Regions from separate parts of the Homo sapiens genome. Here region 2 is linked to region 1. The links are chromatin contacts, found by Hi-C or POLR2A ChIA-PET in ENCODE. All regions are on one chromosome and are shown on one strand. Each heading gives the region's core, a stretch centred on a gene start or an enhancer-like site at or near the end of the contact. The rest is flanking DNA. Distances are from core to core; before and after follow the strand shown. Region 1 holds the start of PXN (paxillin). Region 2 holds the start of DYNLL1 (dynein light chain LC8-type 1).

Region 1 (4,099 bases), core at 427-2,926:
AGCAAGACTGTGTCTTAAAAACACAAAAACAGGCTGGGCGTGGTGGCTCACACCTGTAATCCCAGCACTTTGGGAGGCTGAGGGGGGCGGATCACCTGAAGTCAGGAGTTCAAGACCAGCCTGGCCAACATGGTGAAACCCTGTCTCTACTAAAAATACAAAAATTAGCCAGGCATGGTAGTACACGCCTGTAATCCCACCAGGAGGCAGGAGATCACCTGAGATCAGGAGTTCAAGACCAGCCTGGCCAACATGGTGAAACCCCATCTCTACTAAAAATACAAAAATTAGCCAGGCATGGTGGTATGCGCCTGTAATCCCAGCAGGAGGCAGGAGAATCACTTGAACCTGGGAGGCGGAGGTTGCAGTGAGCTGAGATTGCACCACTGCACTCCAACCTGGGCGACAGATTGGGACTCCATCTCAAACAAAAACAAAAACACAAAAACTAAAACAAAATAGAGGTATGTGCAAGATGCTGGAAAACCACGCAATAGAGTGTTTGAGGAACAGTCTTTGGTCTTGAATTTATTATAGGAGAATGTGGCAGCCACAGAAGCTGCTTGGATCTGCCTTTATAAAATGACTGAACATGGTGGGAGCATTGGAACCCGGATACTTCTGCCCAAGGAGACTTCTCATTTTTTTTGTCCTGGAATTCCCTGATGGGTTGACCTGTTTGTCAGATCTGAGTCTCCTTGCCCAACCCTGCTTATTTCCCCTTCTCTGTCACGGGCATTACCCCTAGCTTTATCTCAGCATCTCATCTGCTTTCTGGAGGACCTGATCTGACCCAGAAGGCCTGGATTCTTGAGGGACAAGGGGAACTCGAAGCTGTACTTGCAGAGCAGTTTTATATAAAATCCACAAACTGCCATCACCCATCCCAACGGGTAGGGAAGTACCTCTAGGAGGATTAATTTAGAGAATAGCTATATAGTGTCTGTCTATTCAGACACTCAATAAATGGTAGTTGTTATTATTACCCAATTTCCGAGTGTGTGGGAGCACTGGGTGTGACTTTCCTGTAGTTTTCCCTTTAATGTCTAATCTGGGGACCCCTCTGCCCCATGCAGTTTTGGAAAAGTGTCTAGGGAGGGTGGCTGTGTGGAAGTAATATTAAGAGAGATGGAACCACACAGGTATTGGGTTTGGGCCAGAAAGGGTGAACTGCGAGCTGCACTGCCATTGATCCAGAGGACGACCCCAGGAAAGGTCAGCCACGGGCTCCGGGCCTTGCCTGGTACTGATTTATGGTCCTCCTGGGTGGTGACCTACAGGTGACAGACGGACAGGTGGGCAAAACTGACTGTCCAGTGGACAGGCATGTGATGACCCAGTGGCTGACGAATGCACAGACACATGGCTGACTGTGGACGGATTTGTCATCCGCAGGGTCAGGCAAGTGACTTTGAGAGGGACAGAAAGATGGATGGGAGTGGCTGGAGGCCTGGGAGCCGCCCACCTGCCCGCTTAGCCGCGAGGGGGCGCCACCGCCCCGCCCAGCGACGCCCACTGCCCGGGCTCTTGGCGGGGGCGGGACCAGCGTGCGCAGGGGGCGGGGCCAGCAAGCTCGCGGGGGTGTCCGGGGGCGGGGCGCGCGTGCACAGGGGGCGGCCGGGGGCGGGGCGCGCGGCGGGCGCGGGCGCGGGCGCGCGCGGCGGCGGCGCGTTCCGTTCCGGGCCGAGGCTCGCGGCGGAAAAGTTGCGGGGCATAGACGAGCGGCCCCGGGACGGGCAGCTAGCGCGACCCTGAGCCGGCGCCCGTGGTCCGGCCATGGACGACCTCGGTGAGTGAGCGGGAGGCCGAGGGAGGAGGAGGCGAGAGGCGCGCAGCTTGGGGCCAGGAGGGCGCCAGCGAGCGGCAGGGGCCGCGGGATCCCACCCTCGGCGGCCCCGGCCTCAGCTCCTGTCCCTGCCGGCCGGGGCTCCGCGGGGCTGGGATCCCTAACCGGGCCTTAGTCTCGGGCCAGGCCGGCCCCGGCACCGACCGCACAGCAGCGACCCCCCGTCTGGGACGGCTTCACCTCTGGACCCCCGACCTCGGGGACCCATCACCATCTCCCAGAAGGGCCCCAGGGACCAGCCCGCCCCTCAGGGACCCACCCCGTCCGCTGCAGGGACGAGACTTCCTGCGGCAGACCACCTCGTCAGCTACGGGACCCTCACCTCGCAGACCTCTCCCCACCCCCACCTCACAGATCGACCGCCCAACTCGGGGAGCAGCTGCCCGATCTCATGGGCTGCTCCCTCATTTCCTCGACCTGCTCCCCGTCCCTCCAGGGCCGCCCCCCACTTCACAGACTAGCACCCCCCTTCAGGGATAACCCCTCGGAGCCCACCCCTTTCATTTCACAAGTCAGATGCAAAAGCTAGAGATGAGCGTGTGATGACCACACCCCCATTTCAAAGACAAGTTTCCCAGTCTGCCTGCTCTTCTGACCCCCCACTTCAAATCTGGTCACCCCGTTTCAAGGACCCATCACTCATTTTCTCTCACTGACCTCCCCGCTCTGTGGACCAGCCCCTCAATTCACAGACCAGTCCGTCTACCATGGTATCTAAGTCTAGAACGGTAATTTGGGAGTCCTGATTCTCTCCCCACCCCTAGATTCTGGTGAAATGCCAGGGGAATGAGGTGGAAGGTGGGCCCCAAGGTATGACCATCCCTGAACGTGTCCTGGCTAGCAGAGTCCCCTCCACCCTCTCTGCGTCAGGCCCTGCTGGAAGCCACGCAGGTGAAAGAGGACAGGATGCCCAGAACAGAGTTTTACTGTTTTCCTGTTATTGGAGCCCCAAGGCTACTCTTTTCAGTCCAGTCTTGATCTGGTGTTAGGGGAAAGAAAGTATCTCCTGGAAGCCGACTCTAAACCCAAGGGGGTTGGTGCCAGGGTTCTAGGAATGCCTTGGGTGGCGTGAACGCAGGAGTGGGAGGATTCGCTGTCTCTCCCTCCCCTTCACGCCTGTAGCTGGAGGGCCCTGAGCTTGGGAGGTGAGGAGGGGGGCAACGTTTCTTCTCTGCAGGAGCCTTGTCTTTCCTCTCTGGACTGTGGGTGGCTTGTGTGACCACTGATGCTTCCTCTGTCCCAGGCTCTGAGGAGTAGATTCAGCAGACAGGACTGATGGACCTCTACCAAGCAGCGCCGGGCACTAAGTTAAGACTGGCTATTTGTAGGTGCTGGACTTGACTGCTTCCCTCCAGCTTCCTTTTGGGATCAGGGTGCCCCTGAGATCCTGGAGCTGGGGTTGGTGTAGGGTCCTGCCTGTTTTGCAGAGTGAGATGGCTGCCAAGCGTGGTTCTGCCTTTGGGTCAGGCTTGGCACCCATTTTTCCAGTGTGCTCAAGGTTGGCATGGCTTCCAGGCAGGTATTTTTTTTTTTCACATAAAAATAGCTCAGCTGGAAGGAGGCTGGGGGATGTTCTTTGAACCAGGATCTAAGAGTCTGAGTGCTTTCCCAGTGGGAACTGGGAGCAAAGTTACAGTTTCTAAAGTGCTGGTGCAGTTCTGTTGCTTCTCGGCAGTCCCCGTGCTGTTTCAAGGACTGAGAAAGTCTTTGTAGAGCTCGCCATCGAAATCTGGAATTCCTGTCTTCTGACAGTCTTCCATTTAGGGCCAGGAAACTGAGTTCTGAAAGGAAAGAGAGTACTGTATACGGGAGAGGGGATTGTAGGGATTTAAATTGCTGTTTGTGGAGTACTTCCCTCTACCTCGATTTGTGATATCCTCACAACAACCCTTTTATCAGATTCCACCTTAAAGCCAATGCTGTCATGACCACCTGCCTTTTTACAGATTGAGAAAGCCGAGACGAAGAGAGGCTGATTCTCTTGCCCAAGGCTGCACAGCCATGAAATGACAAAACCATAACTGGAAGCCCAATTCCTAGCTCCCAGATCTGTGGCTCTTGTATACCGAGAAGACTTTTTTTCCTGGGGAGGAGGCAAGGGCACTTGAAGGAGGGGTTGCCACTGGGTGATGGCGATCACCTGTAACTTCTACTGCTTTCTACCATAGACTCCCAGTTGCTTACATCCGGGCTGCCCGACTTCCTTGGCCTGAGCTCCCAAGGGGCAAGCCACGCCTGACTGACCGGAGCCTG
Region 2 (3,808 bases), core at 715-3,214, 230 kb before region 1:
ATTCCTGGAAAAGACAAAAGAAAAGAACTAGGATTTTAATTACCAGAGGTCAGTGTTTGCCTCTTGGATAAGCCAGAGCCTGTAGGGGCAGAAAGGAGGAACGTCAGCATCTGCAAATTCTTAGAATGAAAGAATGTTCCCCAGCTCCAAGCCGCCTACATAGTACATTAATACAAACATACTTGCAGTCTGAGCGAAGATGGGAATGGAGGCTGAGGAGGTCAAAGGACGAAAGGTCAGCCCTAAAGACAGGGTGTTTTGTTATTATGGTAATTACACCTTCATACCTTCTATAATATTCATTGACAGACGGTGACATCAACAGGTGTAGTTTATCATGTTCTGTGTAGAGAACTAAACTACCCTACTGTATTTGCCATGCCCCCAATTCCAAGAAAACGGCAAAAAATTAGCCCATCCCATTCCTCATCACAAAGATCTTAACTGCACCCCTGCAACACAAGACTTTTCCAATAGGACAAAACTTCAAACAGCATTGTATACCAAATGATTGCGGATCAAAATTAAATTTACAGGAACACAATACTGAAGCACTCCACTGTTGCTGTAAAAACTGCTGGAAACAGAATCTGTCAACTGGCCAAATTTTATCCTTAATTATTATCCAAACAGCCGTCCTCTTCACATCTATCCGGATGATGCTAATCTACTACCCTGTCCACTAGGTTAGCAAGTTGTAGGAACAACTCTTCACCATTTCTCCCACCCTAAGAGGTACTGGGGAGTAGAATGCCTGTGGGGGGCATTGGGTGGCAACGGTTATCTTTCTCTGCAAAATTCTTACAAGTGTTTGTGGAGCGTCACACAAGATTTAGCTACTCTAACTGCACGCAGTGCGAAAACCTTTTAAAGCTATGAAGGGGAGTAACGCTCTTGCAAGCTAGAGGCACGCACTGCTGCGTTTGTCAAAAAAGGCATTTATTTCTGTTCCATCTGAAGTCTTTCATCTTCCCATTCTCGACTGGAACCCTCCCACGGCTTAGGCTGCCAGCTTTCTTCCCTTCCAGCAAACACTGCTCGAGAAGTTGGCAGTCCTGCCGGCTTTCTAGACTGCCATTTACCAAGCCCCTACCCCAGCCCCCAGCCCCGCCACCACCCACCACCTTCCCTCAACTCCCCACTGGAAGGCTGGCAAGATCTCCTCCCGGCCCGGCTGGAAACACCCACGCAGCTCCCCCCTCCGGAACACCCAGATGGATCCTCGGCGCAGGAACCACACAGAAGGGGGAACCGCTGCTCCCTGATCTTAGATACCGTTGCTAGGTGGCGCTTTCCCCCCGCGGAGCTGGGTAATTAAAAAAAAAAAAAAAAAAACTTCGGACGCCGGGGGTCTGGTCTTCTCCACAGGAGCGCAAAATGCATCTGCGTCCTTTCTGGAAGCTTCTACGCCCCAAGCCGCCAGCAGTATTCCCGGGACCTGTCAGGCGCCCTTAGGAAAGCAGGATCGGGGGGAAGGAACCCCCTGCTCCCGGCTGCGTATCGGCCCCCGCGCCCATCCTCACCTTCTTGATATGAGCCGCAATGTCCTTCTCTATGTTGTATTTCTCCAGCGCCTGAGTAGCGCACTCCACCGAGTCCTGTTGCATCTCTTCCGACATGTCCGCATTTTTGATCACGGCCTTTCGGTCGCACATGGTTACCTAGTGGGCAAGGCCTGGGGTAAGGGGTTGAGTTGGGCCGCGCCCCCCAGGCACTAACTGCCCCCACCCCGGCCGGCGCCACCACGGGACGACGCCCCCCACCCCACTTCTCAGGAAGCGCGGGCTACGCGGAGGGCTAAGTCCGGAGTGGGGCGAAATAAGGCAGCGAGGACACCCCCTGGCCCCCCGAGTTTCTCACCGTGGAGAAGGGGGCTGGCCGACTGCAACGGTCTCCTGGGGGAGGTGCTAGCACAGCTCAGGCCCGGCTAGAGATACCGTCGCTACCGAAACCGTGGCGCATCTAAGCAGCCCCACGCCAGCCGCCGCCGCCTAGTGCTCAGGCCCCGCCCTGCTCCCGCCGGCCCCGCCCCTCGCCGCGCGACCCTATTGGCTTGACGCAGCCCACGGCATTCTTCCATTGGTCCATTGACTCCATGGTTCCCTCAGGATCTTTCTCCTGCATTTTGTTGCAGACCACAATGCACCGCTCACGGCGTCGGTTGCCCGGGCAATGGGCCGCACGCTACGAGGCCCACACACCCAGAAGGTGGAGCCCCGGCCGGGTTACGAGGACCACCCAGCTGTCTGGAGAGGTAGGAAGGGAGCTTCTGCCGGGGCCAAGGGAAGTGATTCCAAATTCACGGAGGTTGTCCCAGGGTGTGTTCTCGAACAACAGTCTCTAGAAGTTGGTGGCCATTCCTGCCCCCACCCCCCCGCCCCCCCACCACGACAGGTCGCATGATCTCGCACCCCAGGTTAGCAGGATTACGACAGAGGTGGCCTCTCCCTTTACTGAAAGGGTATCTCTGAAGCAGGGCCGGCTTCGTGGGTAAACCAGCAGTGCAGTCTCACAGGAGGGACCCTTACGTTTTCATTTTGCACTGGGCCCCATTTGTAGTCGGTTCTGCTCTGAAATATTTAGGGGAGGGCATCCTCAGGATTGAGGGAGGGCTTCAAGGAGGGAGGGTGTTTCCTTACGAATTAAGGGATTATCCCCAAGAGTGGGGTCTCTGCCAAGCAATGCGGACATCCTTTAAGGGGTTGGGGATGGGGATCCGGGTGGATTTGGGAGTGTTGAGCCCCGGGGTTTTTGTCCAGGGTGAAGCTTCTTGCTCAGGTGAGGCAGTCTTTCCTGTGTGGGAGAGATTCTTGGTTGGGATTTATCTCTGAGGAGGAGGTATTCTAATGGACGAAAAAGCGGCCGTTAGAGAGATGACGTCCCCTCTGGCTTAGGGAGGAGACACGAAGTGGTTAAAAAAGCAAGATCTTGGGGGAGTTGAGGGACAAGTCAGATCTGGATTTAAATCCCAGCACTGTCATTTACTAGCTATTTGAATGTCTTCTTTAAGTAAAGGAGGACTAAATGTAAAAGGAAACCAGTTCATACGCTTGTTAGCAGTATTAAACATTTGAAGTTCTCTCAGCACAATGTGAGGCACATAGTAAATGATCAATGAATCTTATCAATAATTGTCAGTTTATACAACTATCCCAAAGGCCACAGCAAGGTTTTGAACAACCAGCTCTGAAATGCCTATAATGTATTTTTCGAACCTCCATAAATAAGTTATCAGGTTAATCATGTATCTGGAAGCTTCCTATTTACATTTCTACATTTTCCTCTGACCATCTACTCTCATTACTCCTTAAAACAATTTGTGGCTGGGCATGATGGCTCACACCTGTAATCCCAGCACTTTGAGAAGCCGAGTCAAGGGGATCGCTTGAGCTCAGTAGTTGGAGACCAGCCTGGGCAATATGGCCAAACCCCATCTCAAAAAATAAAAATAAAACAATTTGAGCAGAGGCACACAACTCCAGAAAGAAAAAGATGGGAATAGGCCGGGTGCGGTGGCTCATGCCTATAATCCCAGCACTTTGGGAGGCCGAGGCGGGTGGATGACCTGAGGTAAGGAGTTTGAGACCAGCCTGATCAACATGGAGAAACCCCATCTCTACTAAAAATACAAAATTAGCTGGGCATGGTGGCACGTGCCTGTAATCCCACCTACTCAGGAGGCTGAGGCAGGAGAATCACTTGAACCCGGGACACAGAGTCTGTAGTGAGCCGAGATCGCGCCATTGCACTCCAGCCTGGGCAACTCCGTCTCAAAAAAAAAAAAAAGGAAAAAAATGGCAATAATTAG

What was found. A loop is a pair of places that touch in the nucleus more often than their neighbours do. ChIA-PET counts read pairs that join two places held with the same protein, here RNA polymerase II (POLR2A). Pooled maps may share reads with other maps.
Region 2: a pooled map shows a loop between it and region 1 (5-fold over the local background). The contact joins the promoter of DYNLL1 here to the promoter of PXN in region 1. A Hi-C loop is called at or near these places in 6 of 50 pooled maps. POLR2A ChIA-PET finds 5 or more read pairs at or near these places in 2 of 52 experiments (H1 and naive thymus-derived CD4-positive, alpha-beta T cell).

What each region holds. Positions count from the first base shown.
Region 1 is chr12:120,263,307-120,267,405 of GRCh38, reverse strand. PXN (paxillin) reads left to right here and starts at 1,676. Exons shown (of 15, transcript NM_001385981.1): 1 at 1,676-1,789. The coding sequence starts at 1,777. RefSeq lists silencers at 1,369-1,648, 1,809-1,958.
Region 2 is chr12:120,494,269-120,498,076 of GRCh38, reverse strand. It overlaps DYNLL1 (dynein light chain LC8-type 1), which reads right to left and starts at 1,964. Exons shown (of 3, transcript NM_003746.3): 1 at 1,861-1,964; 2 at 1,524-1,661; 3 at 1-4. The coding sequence starts at 1,655. It overlaps NRAV (negative regulator of antiviral response), which reads left to right and starts at 2,131. Exons shown (of 2, transcript NR_038854.1): 1 at 2,131-2,254. RefSeq lists silencers at 1,561-2,080, 2,371-2,420 and an enhancer at 1,640-2,306.